Regions from separate parts of the Mus musculus genome. Here all the other regions are linked to region 2. A link is a loop called in an ENCODE intact Hi-C map of the cell type or tissue named here. Cell type or tissue: left cerebral cortex. All regions are shown on one strand. Region 1 has its middle 110 kb from the start of Gm22974. Region 2 holds the start of Adgrl3 (adhesion G protein-coupled receptor L3). Region 3 overlaps Adgrl3 (adhesion G protein-coupled receptor L3). Region 4 overlaps Adgrl3 (adhesion G protein-coupled receptor L3). Region 5 overlaps Adgrl3 (adhesion G protein-coupled receptor L3). Region 6 overlaps Adgrl3 (adhesion G protein-coupled receptor L3). Region 7 overlaps Adgrl3 (adhesion G protein-coupled receptor L3).

The links. Hi-C counts contacts between places; a loop is a spot of excess contacts. Peaks named below come from ENCODE experiments on the same cell type or tissue, not always from the same donor. Only the 100,000 strongest peaks of a DNase experiment are listed, where the experiment ranks them.
Region 1: a loop joins it to region 2, with 5 times the contacts of the local background. A loop is called at or near these places in 3 of 42 quality-filtered maps.
Region 3: it touches region 2 in a loop (2.5-fold over the local background); 2 of 42 quality-filtered maps call a loop at or near these places.
Region 4: a loop joins it to region 2, with 2.7 times the contacts of the local background. A loop is called at or near these places in 5 of 42 quality-filtered maps.
Region 5: a loop joins it to region 2, with 4 times the contacts of the local background. A loop is called at or near these places in 5 of 42 quality-filtered maps.
Region 6: a loop joins it to region 2, with 3 times the contacts of the local background. A loop is called at or near these places in 5 of 42 quality-filtered maps.
Region 7: it touches region 2 in a loop (3-fold over the local background); 6 of 42 quality-filtered maps call a loop at or near these places.

What each region holds. Positions count from the first base shown.
Region 1 is chr5:80,782,165-80,786,164 of GRCm38, forward strand. No RefSeq gene overlaps it. Among named protein-coding and RNA genes, the nearest start is that of Gm22974, 110 kb to the right of the region's middle. In left cerebral cortex, no CTCF peak of the experiment used is centred here; DNase peaks (open chromatin) are centred at 1,962 and 2,888; H3K27ac peaks cover 796 bases.
Region 2 is chr5:81,016,891-81,020,890 of GRCm38, forward strand. It overlaps Adgrl3 (adhesion G protein-coupled receptor L3), which reads left to right and starts at 3,862. Exons shown (of 27, transcript NM_001359828.1): 1 at 3,862-4,000. In left cerebral cortex, no CTCF peak of the experiment used is centred here; DNase peaks (open chromatin) are centred at 2,450, 2,865 and 3,890; H3K4me3 peaks cover 1,416 bases; H3K27ac peaks cover 1,381 bases.
Region 3 is chr5:81,081,753-81,085,752 of GRCm38, forward strand. The region is part of intron 2 of Adgrl3 (adhesion G protein-coupled receptor L3); the gene reads left to right. Among named protein-coding and RNA genes, the nearest start is that of Adgrl3, 63 kb to the left of the region's middle. In left cerebral cortex, no CTCF peak of the experiment used is centred here; a DNase peak (open chromatin) is centred at 2,068.
Region 4 is chr5:81,518,006-81,522,005 of GRCm38, forward strand. All of the region lies in intron 9 of Adgrl3 (adhesion G protein-coupled receptor L3), which reads left to right. Among named protein-coding and RNA genes, the nearest start is that of Adgrl3, 500 kb to the left of the region's middle. In left cerebral cortex, a CTCF peak has its summit at 2,147 (motif pointing right); DNase peaks (open chromatin) are centred at 934, 1,593 and 2,170; H3K4me3 peaks cover 583 bases.
Region 5 is chr5:81,268,406-81,272,405 of GRCm38, forward strand. All of the region lies in intron 3 of Adgrl3 (adhesion G protein-coupled receptor L3), which reads left to right. Among named protein-coding and RNA genes, the nearest start is that of Adgrl3, 250 kb to the left of the region's middle. In left cerebral cortex, no CTCF peak of the experiment used is centred here; a DNase peak (open chromatin) is centred at 1,506.
Region 6 is chr5:81,278,013-81,282,012 of GRCm38, forward strand. The region is part of intron 3 of Adgrl3 (adhesion G protein-coupled receptor L3); the gene reads left to right. Among named protein-coding and RNA genes, the nearest start is that of Adgrl3, 260 kb to the left of the region's middle. In left cerebral cortex, a CTCF peak has its summit at 2,491 (motif pointing left); no DNase peak of the experiment used is centred here.
Region 7 is chr5:81,154,439-81,158,438 of GRCm38, forward strand. All of the region lies in intron 2 of Adgrl3 (adhesion G protein-coupled receptor L3), which reads left to right. Among named protein-coding and RNA genes, the nearest start is that of Adgrl3, 140 kb to the left of the region's middle. In left cerebral cortex, no CTCF peak of the experiment used is centred here; DNase peaks (open chromatin) are centred at 1,610 and 2,053; H3K4me3 peaks cover 484 bases; H3K27ac peaks cover 684 bases.

The DNA of each region.
Region 1 (4,000 bases), 230 kb before region 2:
TATGATTTAGTTACATACTGTACTATCCATACCTGCCCACACACCCACACACCCACACACACCCATGTCTCACACAGAACCATGCTTGTCCCTCTAGAGTTCACTAAGTTCACTCTGGCTGCTCCTGAACTGAAGGTACTTAGGTTACAAGTCACTGACTCTGACATACTTATCCTGCCCCCGTGCCTTAATCTCCCATAATTTACACTCTAGACACTGATAATAGAGAAGGGTCCATGACTGTTGGTAATGAACAGACATCATTATGAATGGGCATCAAAAATGGTCAAAGAAATGATACTGAAAAACAAATTATGATGAAATTTTTCAATAGCAATAGGTATAAATGCAAATAGATTCTCACTTCACCTAGCACAAATAGATTTCCATTTAAGTAATTAAATATAAAACTGGATAGAACCCAGATAGATGTTCAGCTTCACTGAGCTTACATAAATGAAAATTGAAACAAGAAAACATATTTATTACTAATCACACTCACAAATATCTCTCAGGATGAGAATATTTGATGACAGAATAGAGGCTAGAGGCAGATATAATTATACTCCTATAAAATGTTCACACATGATATTTTCAAAAATTAGTTTTCTAATATGAAGAAAGATTTAAAGTTCTCACCCTATAGCAGAATAAAGTTGTTAAAGAAAGCTAGTCAGAGATGTAAGACCAAATATGTACATAAAAATATCCACTGCTCTTTTATTTAATGTACCTATTTAAACCAAAAATTAACTCAAATTACATTAAGCCAAATATAGATTATTTTTCAGGGAGGATGTAATACCTTTATTTCAAATTACATTAAGCCAAATACAGATCATTTTATAAAATAGAGTGCAATATCTTTATTGCATAAAACTATTAAAATCAGATTTCATATATATATGATCTTTCCCAAGAATTGTAATTCTTGAAAATTCAGATTAGTTTTATTCCATTAAGCGATTGAGGATTTTACTATATCATTACATACACTACTCACTATATAGCTTTTAGCTATGCCACTTAGTTTGGAGATGTTCATAATATATTCCCATTCCAACTTCTACTTTTGCTAATAACAGGTGAAAAACAAAACATACCACTGTGACAGTATTGAAGGTTAGCTAAGTATAATTAGATGTTCCATGAATGTTACAGCTCCCTACACACCCATCCCTAACTTATCTCAAGAAATGCTTCTAATAAATATGTATGTGAGCATATGCTTTGCTGCTGACTTATAATATATACATAACACACTATAATGATATGGATGCCCAGTTTTGGTCATAAAAAAATGGCGACCTGGAAATATCAGGCTTTGTCCAAGCTCACACAAGCAGTCAGTAAATTACAGCTTTGAGATAAGAATCCAGTTTGCTTGGATCTAGGTTTATGGCTACAAAAGATACAATATGTATGAACGCAGAAAACTAGGCAGCCTGTATAAACCTGAATGCCTGAAGGACATCTTCCCACTCCCAAGTTTAACAATCACCTCCTTGTTTCAGAGCTATTATCTGTGAAGTATACTGACTTGGATGAGACCCAACTTATTGTCTTGCTTTCATTTTGTTTTTAATTGGGACTTAAATGCTGGCAGCTATAAAGACTTTTGGCATTTGAAATGCAAAAGTTGACTTTTCTCAACCAGCTAGATTGGGTCCTTTTACATAAAGGAATTCACTGCCGATTGTGGTGCCAAATGGTCTAGATGCTCTGTAAAACCAGGGGTGAATCAGTCTTTATCAACTAAGAATGAGAATTCATTACCATCTCTGGGTAACTTTAAGGATTCTTTATGACCACAAGATTGTCACAGCAGCAACAGCAGTTCTGTGTCTGCCCACTCACCTTTGAAAAACAGGAACATGAAACCAGAATAGATCCGGCTTATTCTGCATGATGGTTCCAAGCTGTGTGGGAGAGCTGTGTGTGTTCTTTCCTGCATATCTTTGTAGAAGTATATTGCAGTGATCCTGCGGGCCTAAGGAGTGGTGGGTGTTGTACCATGTGGAGTTCATTTTGTGTTTGTGGGAAGAAGAACAGTAGGAGGCTAGCATGATGTGTCTGGAACACATATCGGGTATGAGTTAAGGATGAGTCGAATGTGTACCTAACAAGTAGCAACACATTACATGTGCTTCAGTGGGACAAAATTCATTCCCACTATACCTAGAATTAAATGTGAGGCCACTCATTGAAAAATCCAGGCACTCCCTTCTAATATCATCTTCACAGACAAATAGAAATCAAAGGTAGACATAGTAGCACAGGAGGCATCAATTTCCAAGAAACTAGAAACACTGCATTTCTATCACTACCAAGAAATGAAAGTAAACTTTCTAATTTAAAGTCAGCACATTGTTTTCCCATGGTGTGGAAAAAAAAAAAAAAAAAAAAAGGATCTTAGGAAAATAAAAATAAAGTCGATGGGGATGAATTCAGAATTCAATATAAAGTCATGTTAATCTTAAAGGTTTAAAATTTCACCTTAAAATCAGAAAATATAAAATGAAAGTTCAGGTAATTGATAATATACTCCTTAATTATCACCTTCCCACTAACACCATTTCTCTGATAATTTGTTAGTCAATTTATTCCACATTAACTGTGGCCAATTAATTTTCCATAAATACATGCATTATTTGGGCCCTGTGTTGTGTGAGGCTTTTTTTCTAGGGAGATAGGAGCCAATGGATATTCAGCCTACATAAGGCACCGACAATGAAGACCAAAGAAACAAGTCGATGCAAATCTAGGTCACTGAACAAAGGAGTTTATCAGAATTAGTCATCGAAGCATCAGTGGCAGAAATGCCTGCATCACCAAAAACTCTTCCTCAATCTAGTGACGTCGCTCAAGATGCCTGTATAAATCTTGCTGAACGAATTTCAGGCTGCTGAGTAAACCAGAATCCACTTTCCTCAGAGGATGATCCTGCTTACATAAATGTAGGAGGGAACTTAGGAATCTTTGCACCTTCTAAGCTCCCTGAACCAGTTGATTAAAAAACTATTTCCCATCCTTCTGGAAGGAGAGTTTCATTTTAGAGAGAATGTCTGTATGACCGGCTGCGACTCACTGGAACACAAGTTTAGCTTCAATTATTTTTGTAGTACTATCAATGTACAACCCTGTGTATGTATTCCAAATTCTAAAATTCTAGTTAGATCATCTGTTTCTACAACTTCACTGCAGATTCTTTTCCTTACAGAGAAATGAATATTTTTATTTGCATTCCATTTCTAACATAGAAGATGTTCAATGAAAATTAAGTTGTGTTTAATCTAATTGAAGTATATATGAGGATGGAAAGGGAAGAGAAGATGGGAACATACCTACAACATAGAGACTGGTGTTCTATGGATAACTGCCAACTTACATCATAGACTATCCATATCATTGTTTCCCGTTCTGTATTGGTTATTTCTCCCATGTCTGAAAGAAAACACCTATAAAAGAGAAACTTAAGGAAGGAGAACAAACTTGTGTTTTGCCTTATGGATTGAATATACATTCCAGCATGATGTGGAAAGTTTGGTGTGGGACCATGAAAGATCTAGTCACATGCCACTCACAGTCTTGCTGAGAGAAATGGATACTGGTGATCTTCTGTCTTCCTCCTTTTTTTTTTTTTTTTTGCCTTTTATTTAAATCTTATAAACTAGCTTATAGGATGGTATTGGTCTTCCCAAATATGTTAAACCTCTCTAGAAAAGCCTCAAAGGCATGTCTCCTAAATAATTCCAAATTCTATTACCAATGTAGATTAACCATCACATGGGAAAAAAAACCCTTATAATAGTAATGCACATCTTAGACCTCAATACAACTCACTCCTAATTAAAGGAAGACCGTAATTCAGGAATTAGGGCTCCACATTGAGTTTCCTGGAAGGCAGTCTGCACAATTGAATCAGTATTGAAGAATAATATAAAAAGAAGCCAAACTCATTATCTAGTCACCAGCAACATCAAAGGTGTCTCATAATACA
Region 2 (4,000 bases):
TATTGATTTGCCTCAGATTAAATATCAGGTGTGCCAACTCTTTCTAGTATCCTGGAGTAAACAACCCCAAAACACCATCCAAGTATTCCTGGAGCTACTTTGTATCGAGGGTCTGTGCTTTAAGTAATCTGCTTTTGTCTTTTCTCTAACATGAAGAAGTCCAGTATAATTGGGTAGATGAAAATGCACAGAACTTACTTTGCTCTCATAGAGGACTCACCTGAGAATATATCAGCAAGAATCACAGATTTACTACCTGGAGAGAGAGGTTTAATCAAACGTAGAAGACTATGCTCATCATATCAAAAGTGACTTGAAAATACAGAGGTTGAGTTTAAAATATGGATAACTTCTGGAAACAGTGTAATTTGACACACAGCTAAACTACACATGCAATCAATACTCCTACTTGCACTGTGTTTAAAAAAAAATAAGCTGTTTTTATTACCTTTTCCCCCATCACTAAGTAGGATCTTTGAAATTCTTTATTTTTGGTCCATGTCCACATTGGCTAGCTAAGGAGTCTATAAGTAACATTTTTACTTATAGACTCCTTAGCTATAGCTATAAATTATTTATATTTGTCTTCCTGCTGCCATCACTAATAGTATGTAATATCTTTGATTTACTTCATACCTTATACACTTAAAAATATTCTATTATTTTTCTAAATAAATTCACTAAGCATATGGTAAATAGGAACTGAGTTGTTTCCATCTTGCTTCCTTTACAACTAAGAGTCTCTTGTCACAGTTTGCTAGTCTAGTCTTGGTGAAGCCCTTGTTTAAGTCACAAGTGAGTCCAGATGTCAATTTGTATTTACGTATCCAAGGGCGCTTATAAATGTCCTGTATTAAGGGAATAAAAGCAGCCATACTTGAGCCTATGAAAATCTACTTGGTCAGAACTCAGCCATTAAATCTCTTTGACTTTCTATTTCCCCCACTCCCAAATGAATTACTAGATACACAAAGAGCATATAATATATAGTATATTCTTTCCCAATATAGCTTGGAACTTACCTTTAAGAGAGCTCTTATAATCTGAGAAGATATAGTGACATGCAGCTAATTATTTGAAAAGAGACCAAAATAAGCAGGACAACATAGGCATTGTGGTAGAGGTACCATCACAGTGCTGTGTGAGCTAGTTAGCTGCTTAGTCACATTTTCGTTCCCCATGACAGCATGCCTATAAAAGTAACCTCATGGGAGGGAACGTTCATTTTGGCTTACAGTTTTGGAGGCCTCAGTCTAAGCCTAATTGTCTTTGTTGTTTTGATATTTACGATACAAAACAATACCTCTGATTGTATAACAAAACAAAGCTGTTCACCTCCGTGACTGGGATACAGGGTACTTGGTGGGAAGGTCCCTGGATCCTCTACAAGGTTCCATCTTCAAGGTTCTAACATCCTTAGAGCAAGCCAACCTCTTAAAAATTCTACTACCCCACAAAATCATCAGTAGCTGGAGACCAGCCTTTAACATAAAGTCCTTTGGTGGATACTTAGGATCCAAACTGTAGCAGAGAAGATAATGGCTATGGTGTGTGTAGCATATACCATATGTTACAAAGGCTTTTTCTCACCTTGGGATAGCTAAGAAAGGGGTTCTTTAGAAAATCTGGTGGGGGGGGAGGGTAGGGGGGACTTTTGGGATAGCATTGGAAATGTAATTGAGGAAAATACGTAATAAAAAAATAAAAAGAAAAAAAAGAAAATCTGGCATGTGAGTTGAGCTTTGAAGAATGAAAGAAATTCATTCTTGTGTCAGGGATGATCAGATAATTACGATGATGGTTAGCTTTACAGATCTGCTGGGGTTGTAGTTTCCAACTTGCAAATTCCCACAGGCCAGGAGATCATTATGACACTATACTGCCTCACTATACAGCCTCATTCAACTTGGGAGACCTGAATAGGAATGTGATGTACCTGTTGGTTTCATACAATAAATCCTAGTCACTAGACTATGCTTATATAGAAACTACATCCACAGTCCTTGAAGCGATAAAATGTTATAGGAGAGAAGCGGGGGGGGGGAGGGGGGGAGGAAGGAAGGAAGAAAGAAAGACATTTTTTAACAATTTCATTTACAAAAGCATCCCAAAGAGGTACAATTAGTTGATGAAGGTCACGTGGGCAAACTTTATCACAGCAGAAGGCATGGAGATAGAACCAAGACAGTTTTCTATATCCTTCATGGTAATTTTTATTGTAGTGAAATCAAAATCATTGAGTCTCTAGGTCCTATCTTTTCGTAGAAAGGTGTGCTTTCAATTTTGCAATGAACTTGTACATTGAGGTAAGTTTCAAGAAACATAAAATGGACTCAAAGCAGGCAATGCTTTAGAAGTCAGCACCCGCATAAAGAACACGTGGAGTAATCTGCACCTGAAAAAAAAAAAAAAGACACTGGCAGAACTCCCAGCCTGGTACCTCATTCACCTAGAGCAGAAGAGTGGGGGAGGAGGAGAACGGGAGGGAGGAAGGGAGAGTGAAGAGATTGAGTGGAGAGAGGGGGGGGGGCTAGAGATGAGTGGAAATGGAGAGCAGAGAAGAGAGAGAGAGAGAGAGAGAGAGAGAGAGAGAGAGAGAGAGAGAGAGAGAGAGAGAGAGAGAGAGAGATGCTCCTATCCAGGAGAGAGATACCCTTTGTCTGACAAACCCTGCAAGGGAAGCCTCCCTTAGCCGCCCCACGGTTCCCACCTCCAAGATTCTGCGGAGCGGCTAGGTGGAGCCCGCGCCCGCGGAGCCCTCGCGGACTCCAGATCCGGGTTTTGCCGGCCGCCCCTTTCCCGGCCTTGGAGCCCCCCTCCCTGGTCCTGGGAGCTCTCTCGCCCCGTCACCCCGCCAGAGGCTCACTCGGGCCTCGGCTGCGTTGGCCGCTGCGCTCACGCTGCCTGTCTGCGGGCGCGACCGCCCCCTCCGCCCGCTCGGCCCGCAGCGCTCGCTCCAGTTCCCAGGAGCGGGGATGCAGATGGCACGGCCGGGCCAGGAGGGCGACGCCGCCACCGCTGCCGCCGCCGCCGCTGCTGGCATCTCGCGGACTGCGCGCTGCCTCCGCTCCCGCAGCTGCTACTGCTGCTGCTGCCGCCGCCACCGCCTGTGACTCGCCCCCCCCCCTCCCCTTTCTTTCTTCTCGCTCTCTCTTTTATTTATTTATTTATTTCGTTGGCCTCAGTCTTCTCCCTCCGGGTGTGCGCGCGCGGGCTGCACGGTGTGCTGGGGCAGGAGCTCGCCCCTGTGTGTGCGCGCGAGGGGAAGAGCGTGTGCGTGTCTGGAGGGCGCCCCGAGCCTCAGTGGCTCCGGTGGGGAGTCCAGAAGAGAAAAAAATAAAATTAAATAAAATTAAAAAAAAAAAAAAAAGAGGACCGAAGCCGGCGGCCGAGGAGGAGGTTGGCGGTGACGGCATCGGCTCAGACCCCGGGCCGGGCGATGAAGCTCCCGCATGCCCGAAGCTACCCGGCCTGGCCGGCGAGCTGATAGGCGACCACCGGAGCTCGGGGCTCGCCCCCCGCGGCAGGCACGCAACCCTCGGCGACCCGGCGCCCGCTCTGCCCGCGCGTCCACGCCGTGCACCCGGCAAGGAGTTTGCGCGGCTCGCGCCTGGGCTCTCGGAGCGGGTTGCGGGCGGCAGAGCGGACCCTCTGCTGCCGGAGCACCTCGGGGGCAGCAGGAGGAGGACGGCGAGGAGGACTGGGCGGAGAAGCCACTACTGGTCCTCGCCGCTGCCCCTACCTATCCCCTCCCTCTCGCTCGGAGGCGGAAAGGGGAGGACGAGGAAGAAGAAGAAAAAGAAAGAGAAGGGGGGTGGGGTGGGAGAACTGGATATAAAGATCGGCTGCGGGGGGGGGGATGGTGGAAGATTTTTGGTCTCCTCAGCAGCTGCTTTTCTTGCGGCGGCGGCGGCGGCGGCGGCTGCAGGAGGAGGGAAAGCAGCTCTGGTTATGACTGCCGCATGTTAATAGCTCCCGCTTGGGTCCACCGGCTGCAGCG
Region 3 (4,000 bases), 65 kb after region 2:
TGAACCTTAAAATGTACATTATTTTATCCATTTCCCCAAACTGTAAACCATAGATTAATTAGTCTTTGTATTGTATTAATACAGCTAATTACACATCTTCTATCAGTTGGGTTTATCTTCAAACTGGCTCATGCTGTATATATATGCCAGTAACTTCCAGCACCCGTATCTTCTCGCTGGTGTAACATCTTTTCAGAAATCAAAATGAATGGCATGATAGTGTAAAGAAAGAAAATCGTTAACTGTTCAGAATTGGTTAGACTTCTTCCTGGTTCCAAGCAAACTAAACAGAGCATACTTTCCCTCTGGCTAGTGTTCTGCATTGTCTTCACGGTATTTGTGTGGCTTGAAACCCCATTGGGCTGAGAGACAGTTTCATGTTCAATTCTGAAATCTCCAGAAAATGCCTCCTGAAATGAGGAAGTCGGGAATGTTTGCTTTGCATCTTTCCCTAAGACCTGTTCTTTCTTTCTTTCTTTCTTTCTTTCTTTCTTTCTTTCTTTCTTTCTTTCTTTCTTTCTTTCTTTCTTTCTTTTTTGAACTTGTTCATATGCTAAGATACTACATTTGGTTGGAAATTCTATTATTCAGTGATGCAAATCAAAGCAGACTCAAGTAGGCTTCCCAGGCACAGCTGTGTGACATATTAGATTTCCATTTCCTATAGTTTCAAAAATCATTACTTTATGACTCAATTTAGGAAACATTTGAATAAATATTTGATCTACTAGAGGCTTCAGAGACTTGCAAAGAAGTGTAAAAATGGAACTTCAGATTTTACTTGCATCTATGAGACATTTATGATTATGTCAAAATATATGATAACCATACCATTTTCCTTACCATATATGGTGAACAAGCAGCAGAGAGCAGTATATTCTAGATAGTTTAAGATGGATTGTTGAATAAAAAAACTACTAATGATACAAAAGGATTGCAGAGTATCTGAACCATGGTGCTTTGGTGAATTTATGTGAGTGAGAGATAAAAAAAAAAGAATGTGTAAAATGAACTCTGCATACTTTGTTGCCCTGTACTAAAACATTTAATCAAGATATTTTTAAAATGCAGAAATTATGTAAATCACCATTCTCTTTTTTAGTGGGCACTTATTAATTTATGTGTTCATACATAATAACATATTGAGATTAAAAACTGTAGTTTGTGTTTGAAGTAGAGTCTAGTTGGGAGAACAGAGTGTGGCAGTACACAGTGTGGCATTGAATATTACCTTGGAAACTTTGTGTCTTTCTGACTTTGGAAAAGCTATTTCATGTTACTTTATTTTTATATCCATATATGTGAACATCAGAGTGGGTAAACAAAGTTTTAAAAAATTGCACTAAAAGTGTGTGGTAGAATGACTTACCCAGTGTATACTTAGCCACATCCATATTTGATTGACCTGAACTCATAACTTTTTAGGAGATTTCTAATATTAAACAATTAAACCATATCTTTATGCATATTTAAGTGAAAAGTAAATAAGGCATTGATTTACTAAGGTGGTTTAAGGACTCAAACTATTAATATTTTGAAATTGGTTGTGTGTATGTATTTTGATTCTGAAGGAAAGAAAAATGATTAAGGAATTATGATCAAATACAACACACAGCATGTTGTTACCGTATTCTATTTGCAAGGACATCTTAACCTACAGAAAGGGGGAAAAGACAATATATCCTTTCATCAGAATTAATATTTATAATAAGCTCTAAAAGCTGTACTGTTTGCCAAAGAATAAAACAAAGTACTTCAGGCAAAGGGGAACGCATGTGAAAATCCAAAGCTTAAGATAAAAAAAAAATAATAATAATACTGTTCTTTCAAGCAGCCAAGTTCATCCAGGCTAGATATCAGACTTCAAGTGATGCTCGAGATGTTAGCGAAATATCACACTAACTTGGTAAAACAAAGACCAGAAAAGGGCTTGGAATGGCATCTTTAGAAGTTTGTCTTTCAGCATCATCCTCTGTTGAGAGTGGTACTCAGGAGTTAAGAGTTACCTAGGAAGGTTATATTTAATATACAACAGCTAAAGCCATTTTTAATCACTGTCACACATGGCATATGACTGGTTGTCTTTGGCTACAGCATTACAATTTTCTTTCTTATACATTATGCATATATAGTACATCTATCATGCAGTTTGTATGTCTTAATGTATTTTGTGTGAAATCCACTATGCTCAGTGTCTGAATTTCTTCACTAGAAATCTGTTTCTCAGTAAATCCTATTTTTATCTCATGAATGTTTTAGTCTTATTGGGAACAAGTACGAAACTCACTACCCTGTTATTCCCTAGTGCAGCCATTTTTTTTTTTTTAATGGAAGACATTTACTTTTACGTTCCCTGAACAGTGCATTAGTCATCACCCTTGTTCGGGCCTATGCTAAACTAAGCTCACATGGGAGAGCAGCCAAATGACTGGCTTCTTACCCTCATCTTCCGAATTCTGGGGCTCTGACCTGTGCAGAGTCACACTTACTCAATGATGACCAGGTAAGAGATTTACCTCTAGTAGGGAAAATAGAGTGGAAGACTTTGATTTTCTTCCTCTGCTTTCATTTTAAACTATACGTTTCTACCATTTCACCAGGGAATCAAAACCTCTTGCCTGTTTTGGCTTATATATTTATGCCCTTGATGTATGTATAGCTTTTGTTAACTTTAAAAAAAATCTGCTGAAAATCAATTACAAGAAATGTCTTTTAAAAATTGTGCATTGCTGTGAAGATAAATCTAATTTACTCAGATACAGTTTTAAGAAATGTTTAAATATAATGGAGCATTCGAAATCTTGGGCTGCTATCAAAATTGAGAGACCCAGCAATTGGGACTTAATTCTTTTAATAATTACACTCGAGTTATAGAGTAGTTGTCTTTAATAAAGCATACTTGGGAAAACATTTTGAAACAACAAAGTCCAGTATAATTGGAAAATCATCTATGCTTCTAAGTCCTATTCATTTCAGCATCATGGTCGACACTTTCTGTGGTTTCAACAAAAAGCCTTACTTATATGTTGTGTACTGACACTGCCTATGACATGCCATTGTGACTAACACACTAGTCATTTCACATTTTCTGCATGAAAATTGTAGCCATTTGGTTTCCAAAGGAACAGAAAGAGTTTCTGGGAAGAACCAAGTAGTTGTAGGTAATGGGACAGCAAGCAGTACACCTATAAAGAAGGGGAGAAGCAGGAGCAGACAGTGTAGGTATTGGCTTCATTGCTGTGGATAAAACACACAATGTCAGTTTCATGTAGGTTTTCTCCTTTCTTCCCAGTTAATTACTTAATCGTGACAGTTTCTAAATAAATAGAAGTCATTTTTAGTAGATGGTTCACATACACAAATGTTTGTGCAGTGCCTTTATGCCAGGAAGAAAAAAAAAACAAACTAGACTTTTAGGAAATTTTCACAGTTGTGGCAGATGCTCTTAATCTAGCCAGTATTAAAAACTAAACTTCTCCATACATAATTGTGGTTGGGTTCTACCTTTGATTTTATTCAGCCTAATAACAAGTCTTGCTCTATAGATAATTGTTGATGGTTGCAGACTCCGCTTTCATTCAATTAAGCCGGTAACCTTTTCAAGAAACTGTCTGGGAGGAAGCCAAGAATTCCAGTCAACTGATTTTTTTTTTCTCAGGGAGCTGAACTGAGATCATCTTAGCCTAGAAAATGTTCCATGTAGGCCACAGCTGCGTTAATTAACCTTTTATTAAACTACGGTCCCTACAGTCAGAATCACAGATAGCCAAATGTAGTAAAGAACCCAAATCTAGATTTAGATTTTGTTCAGAGTAATTACACACTTGGAAAGATGTAATAAAAAAAGGGCCTTTGAGATGCATGTATTCTGAAGGATCCTCAGTGCGTAAGATGAAAATTCACATTCTCCTCTTCTTGTTTTCCTTTCTACACTTATGCCCATGTATATTCAATAACATTGAATCCAGTATGTGTTTCATGAAGTTTTGCTTTATGTGTT
Region 4 (4,000 bases), 500 kb after region 2:
TTGACAAGTTGTGAGGATTCCTTCAACTTAAAGAAAGTGAAAACTGTCTTATGTTTACACCAGGATGGAGGTTGTCCTCGACTGAAAAATGCATTTTGTGTGAAAATCAGATGTTCAGTGTGTGGTAACCTGTTTAAAAAAAAAAAAAAAAAAAAAAAAAACACTTATAAGCAGCCACTGTAGAGTTTAAAGTAGGTGTGAATGTCCAGAGAGCCAGATCTAGAACTATTCCATCTACCCAGAGTAGCAGATCTGTGACTATTAAATCTAGAATTTTCTTCACAATCTATTTTTAATGGTGTCAACATCCTATCAGATCAAACCAATGTGTGGTGTACATCCATCATTACCTTACATATCTATATTTCTACCTTGTACATTAGCCATCTTCAAGAACACTTGATTATTTCATGGATGACTTGAGTGATGCTCATATGGGAATCATATTTCTTAAACTATGACATGTCCTACCAGACTTGAGTTTTGTCTTTGGTCTTGGGTCTTAGGTCGCTGACTTTTGGTCACTGTTCTTTTTCTCTCTCTCTTTCTCTCTTTCCCTCTCCTCTCCTCCTTTCCCCTCTGTCTCTGCTGTTTTTCTTCCCAACCCATTTCGTGCTAAAATCAATATTTATTAATGAAATGGAGTGAGGAGTAAGATATTTGCTTTGCCTCAAACAGCTTCCTCCTAAACTATCCAAATAAAAATGTAGGGCAACCCTTGTCAAATTTACAATAGTTTCCCACAGAAGTAAAGTCAAGTTTGTTATAGGAATAGGCAGAGAATCCTGTCTTCAAATTTTCGTAAACTTAATATGGCTACAATATACAAGTCTACTTGTGGAACATGCGTGACAAAGGCATGGGACAATATGTGCTGTGGAAAGAATGCTGAAGACAGATGCTGCGGGCCAGATCACCCTCCCCCCTCCTCTCCTCCCCCTTCTCTTCTTCCTCCTCCTTCCCAAATACAATCTGCATTTTCTCAGAGACCCATTTAGATTATGCAAATGAAGAGCTCCTCTACTTGCTTGAAGGGAGCAGGATCTAAACAACAGCACACAGCCTGTGCACAACAGTTGAACAATGCAGATTAGGTGAACCTCCTGTCCTTATAATATGCTAATTAGTGCATTCCTGTCTCCTGCAGAAGTTCTGGCTATGTAGTGATGAATAAGAACTTTAAGCACACATGACACCTCGTTAAAATGTAATTTTCACATCATATATTTGAGCCCTTTACCTTGACAGCTGAGCAATTGTGAATGCTGGCCAGAGAATCCTGAACATTTTGAAAACGCCACTTGTTTGTTAGTTTGCTGAATCTGCTTGTTGAATGGCTAACTTATAGGTGGTGCTCCTGAGATGGGGAAACAGTGGGAAAGGACTGATATCTTAAGTCAGGCTGCTCATGGGATGGCAGGTTACAGTCACTACTGGGCTCCACTTGAGATCCCTTGCTGTTTCCAAAGTTTGGTTTGCCTCCATCTTTGTAGCTGAGTGAAATTTGCAAAACAGAAACAACCGTTTCACCACTTGTTGCTAATCTTGGTCCCAGCTGGAGTTTTTGTTCCTCAGCTGTTTCGCTGTGTGGGAGAGCTCCCTCCCATTCTTCCCGTGCTTCTTCTTTGCTTGTGGGGACAGCTGCTGCTGATTGACACTGCTGATGCTGCTGTTTCCAGGAAGCACAGGGAGAACTTAACAAAATCTCCCAACTCCAAGTCAAACGAATTAATTTTCTCCCACATTTTTTTTTAACCTCTCCTGTATTTTTCTCTCATCTTACTAAGGGTTAAGATTTCCAGAATGACATCATCTACTCTTCAGCCTCTGAATATAAAAACTACAGTCCTGTTCAAAGCAAAACCGACCCTCCTTTTGTACAGCTGAGCCCAGTGTTTCTTAAGAATCTGACATCCGAATGACCTTCCTAGTAGATGTGCTAGTGATAGAAAAAGGGGTCATAGATACAGGGTTTCTTTCTTTTTTTTTCCCTACAAAGCGATGCCGCTAATAAATGAATACCTATTAGAAGATAATCAAAATTATTTCTGCACTTAACATTCAGGGGCATATGAAGATGATGTCTTTGTGAATGAGGATTCTCACGCTCTCCAGCTGTCTTGAGAGGCTGTTGCACTGCTCGTTAGCATGTCCACCAGAGGGCAGACAGGTGGAACTGAAATAATTCTGCAGCTCCTTAGGAGCCCTCCTGGAATGTTTGGCAACAGTAGCAAGAATGTTATTATTGAATATGGGGGTGGGGAGGCTGCTTCAGTTGGACTCCTATCCTTCAGTCCATACTAGGACAGAGAAAAGAGATTCAGCTGAAATTATATTAGCTGCTAAAATAGCTACGTGTTTAATGTCTGATTTTAAACCTTTGAAGTAGTGGCCAAGTACCATAGATAACAGCTCACAAGCATGGGTTTTAAGTACAAATCTACTTCTTTCTCAGTAGAAGTCTATTCCACAAGAAATCAAAAGGCTCCAATAATTTTGATAAATGATGTAACTCAAGATACATAAATGATAGATTAAAAATCTATATTAATGTCTGTTTGTATAGGCTGTGGCTTGTTATTTTATTAGATCCCTCCGAAAGCAAATGGAGAGCATTTCTGTACATTTGCTTTGGAAGAGCTGGGTGTCTCTTCATGATCTTTATACAACAGTACAGATTCACATATCCTATGAATCTATAACTATTGCTGAAGATACAAATCAAAATTATTTTGTACTTCTTTTTCTGCACAGTGTACTTCATGAGTTAATTTTTTTTTAGCTGTAAAACTCAAGCCTTTAAAAATAATTTTAGGGGCTGGAGAGATTGCCCAATAGGTAAGAGCATTGACTGCTCTTCCACAGGTCCTGAGTTCAATCCCCAGCAACCACATTGTGACTCACAACCATCTGTAATGGGATCTGATGCCCTCTTCTGGTGAGTCTAAAGGGAGTGACATTGTACGCACATTAAAAAAAAAGTCTCTATAAGATAATGATGATGATGATGATGCAGAGAAACATCTTATCCACATGTAAATGTAAGAAAATAGCTGTATTTACAGTCCTTGTCACTCTGGCAAGCTTAGCTTTGTCATGTTGTCCCCATGCTTTAGAATAATGAAGAAGTCATAGGAAGATGCAAGGTGAAAGGAAGGGGTGAAGTCAAAGTGAACAGAGTGAGAAAATCTGTGCCAAACTTAATGTAGAGTGAAGACCAGCAAACTTGTCTAGTGTTTTAGAACACCCACCAACCCAACTGTGCTAGTTTTCGCATACCTTATCCTTAAAATCCTAGAAAGTCAGCAGTCCCCAGAAACTCAGTTTATAAACGTAGATGTGAACCAAAGAAGCTAAATTTGGAATTCTAAACATGTGATACTTTCATATTTCCATCTCAAGAAATTATCCACAGCACACAGCCTAAATGAGAATCCGATAGTGTGGTCTCTGCGATGGGGTACCTTGGTGTGGTAACTTCTTGGAAATACTTGAAGATGCAGATTTAATTACTGGAGGATTAGAAGGATTAGTTGGAAACTTTGCAGAGATTTGGAGCAATTGTAAGGACTTTGGAGATTGGAGAACTAGATCGTTGCTGCCTTTAAATCTCCTTAGCTGGTTCTCTCCATTTTCTGAAACCACACATGATGCTACCTATATTCTCATGCTCATTATCTTTGGGCAGCATTGGCAAAATGATGAAAGTTAGGATGAAGAAAAGAGATAAAAAAAGAGAGAAATACAAAGGAAATAAGTGTGCTTTCCCTTTGATGAACAAATGGAACATTGAATGAATGAGGTCTGTTTCCTTAAGGAGTAATGAGCTACCATATATATTTCATTGTTAAAATATTACATCTGAAGGTTGATTGAACTAGCCTCCAGAGATTAATAATATGAAACATGACAGAATGTGGGATGCTTATACATTTATAATTGGAATATTAAGTATGTAAACCATTTCTGAGAACAACTTAACTGTTGTTACATAGGATAA
Region 5 (4,000 bases), 250 kb after region 2:
TAAAATCAATGAATACATTATTTAGGAAAAAGCTTGGAACATTTGAGAACCAATCCTGAGAGGATGTTAGCCCTTTTTAATACAAATGCACCTTCGTCCACACCACATACTAGATAACATGTAGAGGGCTTAAGGACTTAAAATATAAACTATTCTAATGGCAAAAGGGGGTGGGAATGTAGTCTGTATGTGAATGGTGAGCTGGATATTTTGTGAAATTAAGGGTAATAAAAATTATCTCTAACGCTGTGCGATAACGGTTTTGAGCGTTCATAGAAGCAACAATTTCTAGATAATGAACAGTCTGGCTTAGATATCACCAACAGAGTAAACAAAACACTTATTTATCTAATATGCAAAAAGAAAAAATCCTCAATCTGTCAGGGTGCATGGCAGAAAGGTGAGTAATATTTTTAATACAAACAGAAGTTCAAATTGAACAGAAGTCCATTGTAATCAGACGATTCTGTGCTACAAGAAAGGACAGCAGATGTAGTGAGTTTGCTTTATACATCTGCATGGCCAAAGGCAATTAACTCCCAGACCCAACTTTCCTTCCACATTTGCATTTCTGGCTAAAGTCAATACATCTCCTAGTCTGACCACCACAGCGTCTTAAAGTTCAGTGGAGTAAGAAAGAGAGGTCAACTCTCCAGAAGTCTCAGGAAGCCAGACTCAAAGGCAGACCTCCGGAAGAGGAAACAGAATTTTTTTGCTACAATAGACTTACGTTAGTGGTACGGAACTGTGACTGTAGGACATTTTCAAAGCCCTTGTTTTCCGCTAACACACGACAAAGAAGAGGTTATGAGGGATCCTCTTTCCGGGGTCCAGTGCCTCCTTGAGTCTAGCTTTACCAGCTGTCCACAATTTGGCTTTTTTCCCTTCTCAGCTGAATTTGAGTGAGACTTTCTCAGTGAAGGACATTGGGGGCTTGCTTGAAGGAGGGGCTTTGCTCTAATTAGCATCACTATTAGAAACGCCCAAATCCCCTGTTTGCTTCATCAAAAGAAAAAAAGGACAACCTGTCCCCCACTCCACCCTCATCCACTTAGGCCTCAGCCTTGGGTTTTAATCCATGTTCAGCCCTACCACCTGCCCAGTTGCACTTCTCTAGGACCCCCTGGTGTTTTGCCTTAACACCCCTCCCCCCGCACCCCCTGCACCCCGGCACCCTGCCTCCCTCAAGCAGAAAGTATCTTCAATATCTTCAGAGGCATCTGTTGCCCAGAGAACCTGACCTGAACTGTTACATTCATGGTGATGTTCCAGATCTTGCAGATATGGTCTCAGTTTTCTTTGGTTTCTAAACAGGAAGGCAAACTGTTGTTCTTTGTTGAACTTGTGTTGGGAAAGTGTGAGCTTCCTTTAACTGATCCTTGCAGTGTGTTTAAAATCACCCAGAGCATCTGGTCAACTCTGAAAAGAGGTTTAAGGCATAAAACACAGAAGTCTGATCATGTGTTTGCTTCATTCCACTAGCACTGTTGGCATAGTTCGGACGAATATGGCATGCCCACAATCTGTTGCTAAATTTGAGCCTTCATGACTTGTCAAAGTGCTCTCGCTTAAATTCTAAGCAACCCAACTTGTAGTGTGATTCCTCCTGGTGAGTGGCCTTGGGCTCATGACTCCCACTGTCTTGTCCTCAGTTTCCCTTTGCAGGTTAGGCATAATGAGAACTCCCTTCTAAAGTGCTAAACGTTAAATGAGCTCAGTCTTATAAAGTGCTAAGTCCTTGTGCTATCATTGCCTGCCTACGCAGGAACTGTGGCTTTCATGTAACTTTGAGTAGAATCAGATTGAAACAGCACATAGAGTAGTAAGTGTAAGGGAACCTGTCCTGCTTTGTGAGTTGGGGCAGAGATGAGGATGAAAGACCTTTAAGGGGAAGTGCTCCTGTTCCCTGATGGTTTTGCTTGAGTTGCTTTCATTTATACTTCTTTAAGAAGAAGGAGAGAACTAAAGTAACTTAAAGCAAGACACAGACATTTGCACTTTAAAATTACTTAAACCGAGACTAGCCTTATTTTTAAAAAAAACAAACGGTAAAGCTCTATGCAAATATGACTTTTTGGAAGAGAAGTGTAATGCATTATTGCAGTGAACTGGAGTGTGAAGAACCTGGGAGTTAACGTAACTAAATCAAAAATTGCAAAACTGGGCCATTTCTGAGTCTTAGAATCCCTGATTTTGCACATAGATTTATGTTGGTGTATGACTATGCATGGAGATAGTTTATTGTCCATTCTCTCTCTCTCTCTTTATGTATATTTAAGCTTTTTGCTTTTATACATACACATACATAATACATAACAAACTCAGAGGGGTTAGCATTTGCTTATATGAACATCATATGCAAAAAAATTTTTATAATATGAACTGAATAGTTGCAAATATGGAATTGGAAATGGCTTTTTCTTTCTTGAGTCCCTTTACATTGTAAGTAACAGGAGGGTCTTTCTTTGAAGTTTCTTTAGTTCTAAATCCACTCCCAGAAAATTATAAATAGTCTATTTGTTTACTTCCAACACCTTCATCATGGGCTGTGTATTTTACAGATTATAAATGCAAGATTTCATCATGGAGTCTATGCTATATATTTCTTTCTGTCAGTTAAAATAAACTGAACAACCACCGCAATGAGACACAGACCAATTTCATCATCTTAAACTAAACTGATACTTGGTTTTGCTTTGGTACCTAAATTTATGGAGTGTAAAGAAACTGAAACACTTCAAAGAGGCAAGTTCTTCAAACTACACGATTCCTGCAGTGTAGAGGCAATCACAGGAATGAGGAAGAAGTGCAGACATTGGTGGGAACAGCATCAAAGCATTGTTATTAAATATGAAAAGGCAGGCTAAATCACACATCTGAAATATCTTCAAAGTTGAAGATATTTTTTGTTAAGACGTGAGTCATAGACGAAGAACCGCCAACTAAGAAAGGTAAATTTACAACAAAAGCCTTGGCACCTCTGGAGGCTGGACTGGAAGCACCCTTAATAAATGATCCATTCCTTAAGCAAGCTTACTAAAAGTTAACATTGTGGCAGACATTGAAACCCCCAGAGAGAACAAAACAGAAATCCTTGAATTTATATTCTCATTTGGGGAAATGGAAAGGAGAAAAATAGTTGTACTAAATTCTGATGTTACATTCCGTAGCTACTCTATGATTCTAACCTATACTGTGAATAGTTTCTGTCTGAATTAAGAAGCGTATTTGATGCCATCAAATATTATTTTCAGAATATGACTGGCTATTTCTATTATCATTTTTTCATTTAATAGTCTCTTACTATACTCTGATTTGAAATGTATGATTCAGTCATCTAATTACTAACAAATTTACTATTATTTTTCCAGATTAAGTCATTAGTATTTTTGAAATTTAACTCATAAGATTGTGTTGTGGCGATTAAGGGCTTGCCCTTGGGACTCAGGGTGCTTAACTTGAAAGTTATGCAAAATTGATTAGCAAGTATTCTAATACAGCGTGCTTTTGTTACATCATCTGCCTTTTCATGTGTGAGAAAGAATGGGTAGCGTTTTAAAGTAGGAGAATTGTGTGTGTTAGCTCCTATCTTCTTTGGCTGCAGTCTTACAAGCCCAACTCTCAGCCTTGATCATGGAGCAGCGATGTTCTGCAGGAGGCTTAGTCTGCAAAACTCTGTTAAAATGCAAATTACATACTGTTAAATAATGGGAATTTAATTAAATTAATGGGCTTTCCATTTACATTTCTAATCCCTTTTGACTTATTTCATGTTCTTGGTGACTGTTAGATTCAGTGTGCTTTCCAGAATGAGACCTGGGCTGGCACTTCAGATTTCCTGCTTCCTCTTGGAAAGGCCACCACAGTATGTGTGAAGTTGGGCGCCATTTCTTAGAGTGATTTATTTACTGACTCCTAAAATGATTAGACCTGACAAGATCTGAGATTACTAATGGGTTGTTGTGATAGTTGCTTGTCTGCTTCAGTCCTGAGGGCAGGG
Region 6 (4,000 bases), 260 kb after region 2:
CTATAAAGTGCATTCCTCAGTTCATTACGTTCCATGACTCAAGATCCACTTACATTTATCATGAGTAATTTGTAAATGCTTTCGGCAGTGATGTAGAAAGGCTAGTCAACAGATTATTGCAATGGTTCTGGGATGCCTATAAGTTCTCTATCTCAAACTGGATAAAAAGATTTGTAGGTCTTCGAAAGTGTTCTACTTTATAATGGAATCTTTTTAATTGAGGTTCATCATTGAAATCCTGATGAGACTACATTTAGAAAATTAATTTAAAGTACATTAAAAATATTGTTATTTTTGTCCATTATTGTCATGATTGTATGCAGTCATAGGAAATGCCTACACCCTGTGAATCAGACCAGTAATGGCATTGGCTCTACAAGATAGTCAGGAAAAATTGAGGAGTTTGTTCTCTACTTTTACTGTGTGTCCTGAGGACTGACCTGGGAATTGTCAGGTTTAGTGCCAAGTGCCTTTATCCACTGAGACATCTCTGAGTACAGCTCAAAATCTTAATGTCACATTGTACTTTAAATATCTTACATGATGTCCATAGACTTTTCTTTATAAACATGAACAAAACAAAATTACAACACTATGCAAAGACCTCCAACATATTTTTCTAACCTTAAATATTTTGCCGATAACAAGTTTCTTTAGTGTATTAAGAACATTTCAGTGATTTATTGAAATAGTTCTAAGAGATTTTAACTTCATAAGTTATGGTTAGCTATGCAATTTTATAATGAACCAAGTGGTTTCATGTTTAATGTAGCATATAGAATTATGTTTAAGGTGATTGAAATACAATCATAAAGATATAATCTATTCTGAGATAAGCCTAGTATCATTTATCTTATAATTTGTCCTAGATTCTAAGACTAGCACTTGGAATGTAAAAGAATATATGTGAATATAGGTGGGATAAACACATGTGTTACATGAACACAATACAATAAAAATGAGTAAACTCATTTGCAAATGAGAAGACCTCAAAGTGCTTTAAAGCTGATAATAGCATTTAAAATAATTCCCATTGAATATCCCCACTTGAGTTATATTTCTATATTAGTCCATACATTAGATACTACGTGACAGAAAAAAGTTATTGCTCCTAAAATTACTACAAAAATAGTTCATCATACTATATTCTTTTATTATTGGAAAACATAGTATTTTAATAGTTCTATCCATTTGTCTCAATATATTATGGCTACCAAGATAAATCCCAGTACAGATTCATTTACTAAAGTACTAGTTTGTCTTGTTTAGCAGAGCATGGGGACATAAATAATGGGGGTGGGAATGTATTTTACATTGTTCTGTTCATGCTGCTTTATAATAAAACAGTGGGCGTTGGGTCGTTTGGAAAATTATACATCCTTATGAGACTTTAGGTTGCATCAGATCAGAGGTATTTCCTGTTTTGCTCCTACTGTGTCCTCAGACTTCATAACTTGTGCAAAGTAGAGACTCAATAAATATTTATTGAATAAATGAACAGTGACTTCCTGTGCATATTTTAAACAAATGACTCTTTGGGGAAATATTATTATATACAAGTTGAGAAAATAATTTAAAAATCAAACAGTTCCCTCCTAGCATGTCTTGTCTGGTAATGATCCATGAGCTCCTTGGTTCTCTCTCTCTCTCTCTCTCTCTCTCTCTCTCTCTCTCTCTCTCTCTCTGTCTCTCTGTCTCTGTCTGTCTGTCTGTCTCTCTCTCTCTGTGTTTTGAAAAATGTCACTTGTGAGATGTGTAGGGTTATATATGGACTGCAAGATTTCAGGAAGTATGCAACTGTGCTTAAATTTTTACATGGTTTTTATTTCAATCTGTTGCTCATTTATGTCAAAGCTTAATGAGCTCTTAAGAGAGCTCTTAAGTACTTGAGAATAGCACTAACTTGCCTTCTCCCCTCTATTCGGGATACTGATTTTGTATTATAAACAATAATATGAAGAATTCTCATGCTTGATATAGTTCCTAACTGTATTAGTCAGGGTTGCCTAGAGTCACAGAACTCACGGAATGTCTCTATACATTAAGGGAAATTGTTGGAATGACTTACAGTCTGAGGTCCAGTTAACCCAACAATGGGCAGCTGTAATTTGAAGTCAAGAATCTAGTAGTTACTCAGCTCCGTGAGGCTGGGCGTTCCAGCTGATCTTCTGTATAAGTTGGAATCCTGAGGCAGTAGGTTCCAACAAATGTGCTGGCAAAAAAGGACAATCAGGAGAAGAATGAACCCTCCCTGCTTCCATTGTCCTTAGGAAGGTGTGGTCCAGGTTAAAGTTATGTGCCACCATATGTGGACATGTGCTGTTCTTTATTTGGAACTTGCTCTGTCCCAGGCTGGCCTTGAACTCTGAGATTTGCTTGCCTCTGTTTCCTGGGATTCAAGGGATGTATCGCTTTGCCTGGGTTTAAGCTTTTCATGGCTGCTATGCTTCATGATTAACTGTAATGTGATCTGACGCCCTCTTGTGGTGTGTCTGAAGACAGCTACAGTGTACTCACATACATAAAATAAATAAATAAATCTTTAAAAAAAGCGTAAACACACAAACCTACTGTGTATGCTGTGAAGATTAAATTATTACCAATATTCCTAAAATCCAAATAAGATATATGGTATAATCTGGAAGAATCTTTGTTGATCAACAATGCTCTTGCTTTTCATGAACTCAAATGCTCTAATTTTAATTGATTCTGGTGAAATTTTATAAATACATTGATTTTAGCGTGCCATCTACTGTGTATAATATGTGAACTCCAGCTTTGAAACCAACCGTTAAGTTGCTGGAAGTCTCTTTGTTTAAGTTCCATTTCGAGCAGTTAACAATTTTATCCCAAGAACAAAATTGCAGGCAATTCCTACTAAGAATTTTAGAACTGGAATGTAGAAGTAGCTTATTTTGTACTACTGCATTACAAGGAAGCTTCCGGAGCAGTCAATAAAGCTTACCCATTTACAGGCATTGACTCGTGGTGAGCTAAATGCCACGCTTTAACTTAGACCTACCTAAGTATTTTGATATTCATGAAAAATTTATTTCTGGATGATTTATATGTTTGACTATATCTAAATTTGGTCACTCCATGGCAAATACTTTTTAATTAAATGAAAATATATTATAGCTTAATTACAATTATAGAACCCTGATAACTTGCTGATGTGTCCATCGACAATATTCATTTCTGTGACATTTGATTTGTAATTTTAGAAATGCACAATTTCAACAACAAGCACAGATAATAAAATAGAACTAAACTCCTATTCTTGAAGAACAAAAGATACTTTGATGTTTCTAATTAAATATGGAAACATTTATAAGTGCAGAATTTTTTAATAGTGCAAACAGAATATGCAGATTTTATTAAACCCAGTACCCATCTTGGGAAATCAATGTAATGATAACCACATAGGTTTTACTTCTCGGTAATGAGGTTTTTTCACTATATTTCATGTTTGGCCTTTATCTAAATGCTCTGACAGGTTGAACACAATTCTACATGAGCATCAGATATGTCCAGATTTAACAAAGATCTAGTCTAGCTTAGCACTTAAATGCAAGAAACCAAATGATATCAAATTATTTGCCCTTTTATTGCCTTTTTCCATCATCATAATATTTTACTTTTTTGTAAATTCTAGATATTCATAGGTCTGTGCTATGCCCCATGTGCACTAGTTTTACATTAACTCATGTAACATATATGAACTTCAGTTCTGACACATTTATATATACTCTGTTTTCCTTCACTTGTATGCAATGTATGATGTTTTAACAGGCACGTCCTTATTGTAATGAATCACCTTAGAACAGCAGCCCTTGAATGTATCACAGTATATATTGCAACAGGTGCTTCAGCATAAGTGGAAATGGAACAAAGTAAAAACTTCATTGTTGACATTAGGCTACTGGACTAATTCATCTCCATGGCTTCTTAACTCCCACTCTAATGGTTGCCAAGATTGTTCCAGCAACTGCACGGAATC
Region 7 (4,000 bases), 140 kb after region 2:
TGGGTGGGGAGGGGAGCAGGGAGGAGGGAGGGTATAGGGAACTTTCAGGATAGCTTTTGAAATGTATATAAAGAAAATATCTAATAAAAAAGGAGAGAAAGAAAGAAAGAAAGGAAGGAAGGAAGGAAGGAAGGAAGAAAGAAAGAAAGAAAGAAAGAAAGAAAGAAAGAAAGAAAGAAAGAAAGAAAGAAAGAAAGAGAAAGCCCCAAGCATTGGGCAAACCCAAAGTGCTTAGGAAAGCATACTTAGAAAAGCGAGAGCAAGAGGAAAAGGAGGATTTATGTGTTATTGAATAATTTACAGACGTGGGCAGACATGACTTTGAGTGGTTGTGCCCTTGTAAACTACTGTGCTAAGGCTAAGACTTCTGGGATGGGAAACTTATCAAAGGGCTGGTAGTTCTGCCCATCTTTATTAGTAAGGCTTAAGGTGAACCAACCTTAAAGTGGTGGTCCTTTGGCCTGATGATTGACTTGGTGCAACTGGAATGATCGCTCTCCATCCAGGATTAATATTATAACCTCTTGACTAGTTTGTTGTTGTTGTTTTGGTTACCTTTTATTTATCAATATCATTGCTATTCTGAAAGTTTTATAAAATTTTTTATAAACCCAGAACAAAGACTCAATGCTGATTTTTTTTTCTTTCAGAGACATAGATCAAAAGATTATGTAGGCAGCCTATAGCAAAGGGATGAAATCCCCATTAAAAATTGCATATATTATCCAATGATATTATTAGCTTTGCTGGAAGGTAGTTGTATACCAACTGGTTAGCACATTACACTATTTTACTTGAGGTTGACAATGCATCGCTTTAAGGGGACTAAAAATACACGATGATAATTCGGCTAGGAATCTGTATCATTTCAACTGTAAAGCACTCCACAGTTCAGAAGTTCTCCTCGAAGGAGGATGGATTTGGCCCCGCCCCGCACAGGTTCCTGTACTTGGGAGAATGGGTGGTCCCTGCACCTCACCTGGCCAGCACAGTTCTTTTGTTATTGTTGGTGTTGGCTTGCTTTTTTGGCCTAAGAAGTTCTCATTCTCTGTCAGACTTGTAGAATCCTCAACGTTGGGTGTAGCTTTAGTCCTTTGGGTATTTCGGTTCTCAATACCAGATATAGAAAAAGAGTTTCCAAACAATTCAGTAATATTCAGATAGGGGAAGGATTACACAAACTGGACATAGCAAGGTTTTCAAACTGATAGTAGGATGTAAACAACTTTAGTAACCGCCCCATCCCCGAAGTTCTTTGGTTTTGTCAGAGAATGAATGAATGGATGTTTTTCTTTCTCAAACAAGAGTTGGTTCTGAGCAATGGTTTTTGTGTTACTCACACCCAGTGAAGGCAGGAAATGGGCGCCTGCCTGCCCGTGTTGTGGGGATTGTTCACGTGGTCACGGAGTACTTGCGAAACTGTGCAGCTCTGGCTCTCATATTCCCATTCTTCCAGGAGTAGCGCCCCACGAAGGCTGGTTATCCTTCCGCCCCCTTAGGCCGAGTGAAGGGCCAGGTTATTAAGGGGGCTTGTTTGCTTCAGTGTCAGGGCTGGGAGGTGGGAGGGTAAAACTGGACTCATTACGCTTTTCAGTTTATTCGTTTGTTGGTCCTCTGTCAAGCTGCCAGCCCTCTCAGTGGGATAACTGCCCCTTGTATAATAATCTACCAACATTCAGGGTGGCCGCATTCACTGTACCCATTCTGCTGTGGCCCTTCATTACAACTGGGTTTTGAATGCAAAGCTTCATGATATCTGGGTATAAACAGTATGCCAGGCAACAAAGACATCTTTTGTATTTCTTAATCTTCTAATCCCAGTGTTGTTTTTTTTTTTTTTCACAAGCTTTGAAGAGGGGATTTTCTGAAAATAAAAAAGGAAAATACACAGTCACTGCTCTGTTGTGTAGTCTCATAAAGTAGCATTTAGTGGAGACTGCACTGTGTGGTTCTTCTAATTTAAAAACCGGTTTGTTCCTTAGGTAAAAATGGGTGAGATTCCTGGCTCCTTTTCTACCTGTGGAGGTGTGAATGAATCAGCCTTTGTTTTCCTGGGTTGCCCCTGCCTGGCAGGTTGCTTTATTGGTTATTCTTGGCAAGTGCTGCTGAAGTGCCCATCTGATCACTGCAAGATCCTCCAGTTTTGTCCACCTCGGTTCTGGTTCTGCACAGCTCTCATTTCTGTTCTCTCTCCTCCAGTGACTTTGTGTCTCTGGCTTCTTGTTGATCACCTCCTTTGGCTGCTCTGATTTTTCTCCTTTTGGGGGGTGGGGAGTGGAATTGAGGTGTCTTTGGAATAAAGCTGACTGACAAAATAGTCCGGTGGCAGGCAGGTGAGAATTACAAAGATTTGTTTTGCCTTCTCTGCAAGATCCTGCCTAGTACTTCAGAAAAGAGGAAGAAAACACAACAACATAGGGATGCTGCAACCCTTTTAGAGGCGTCTGTTTTTGTTTTTTGGTCACTGCTTACCTCGATGCTTGTTGGAGTCTGTGAAGGTCAAGATGCTTCCCCCTTTCAGTTCTTCTTTTATGTCTGTTGAAGCCTTGAGCTCAGATGGAAATGAACTGCGTGCTCCCTCTTTATACAGGGATCAGTGTAAATGGATATTTAAATGATCTCATGAGAATTCATTGAGCGCCTGCAGTGTGCTGTGTTTCCCATGCAGTTTCTCATTTTACAGATGAACAGATGAACAGGCACACATGACACTGAGAGCCAGCTCTTCCTTCGGATATTCCTTGGCTTTTTGAGATTATTTAGGAGTCTTTAGTATTATGTGTCTTTGTAATTTGGGAAGAGCACTGACCTGCATAAAGTCTTACATGAAGTTTTATGCATATGTATGGGCACACCTATACATGCACACAATCTAAATATAGCAATGTCTAGTGATAACTTATGTACAGATGAGTATGAGTGTTGGTATAGGATCTCCGACCCCCCACTAGTGACATAACACCTAGGCAACAATGCGACCTGCACACCTGTTTCCAAGGCAACAGCCATCATATCCCCATAATCCGCTTGGCTCACCTCCCTCCTTTACCTGTGGCTTCATCACTATCCATATATGAAATGAAGATCCCTCTTCTCTCTCTCTCTCCCCCCCACCCCCGTTCTCTTTTCACTGCCATCTTGCACTTCTCTCTCTCAATAAACCTCATGTGGAACTGTTTGGCCTGGTGTGGTCTTTCTGAAGCCACGCTATACTACGATCACAACAATGAGATTTTTTTTTTTTTTTTGAGACAAGGTTTAACTCTATGTAATAGCCGTGGCTGCTCTGCAACTTGCTTTGCAGACCAGGCTGGCCTTGAACTCACAGAGGTCCACCTACCTCTGCCACTTAAGTGCTGAGATTGCAGGTGTGTGGCACCAGGCCTGGCTGAATAGGAGAAAGTCTTGAGTCTTTGACACACCTTAGTTAAAGAGAAAGGTCCTTCTATTTTTCACTTTAATATCTTCATGGTAGTAGTTTCAGACTGTCCATGTCAATATAAACTTGAGGAAAAGTCATGGTTTTGTGTATTTTACAATTTATATAGACATATATTTAAATGTTAAATGTTTATGGGCAGGAATAAAGGAAGACAAGAGAAGAGGAGATAGAAAAAAGGAGAGAACAACCTGATAGCAGATTGTATCCACTCAGAGATATAGACATTATATAAATAGAATAGGTCTCCCAGTTTGAGGATCAGTGAGAAGACACACATTTGCAACAGGAACCACCAAAGCAGAGTAAGTCTATAAGAGTGTGCATATCTACTGAAGGAACTTAATTATGTTTTTGTTTCTTTCAATAGAATGGTTAGAAAAATCTACCCAATACATACATACTTCCATTACTTTATATATCTGTAAATGAATAAAGTCCTCAACTTGTGATTGGCTTTCATCTTGGTAAACTCGTCACAAGTTGGGAATACAATTCAAAATCATTTAATTTATTAAACACCTAGAAAAAGTGTAGCCAACCCGGCCTTTCGCATGCTCC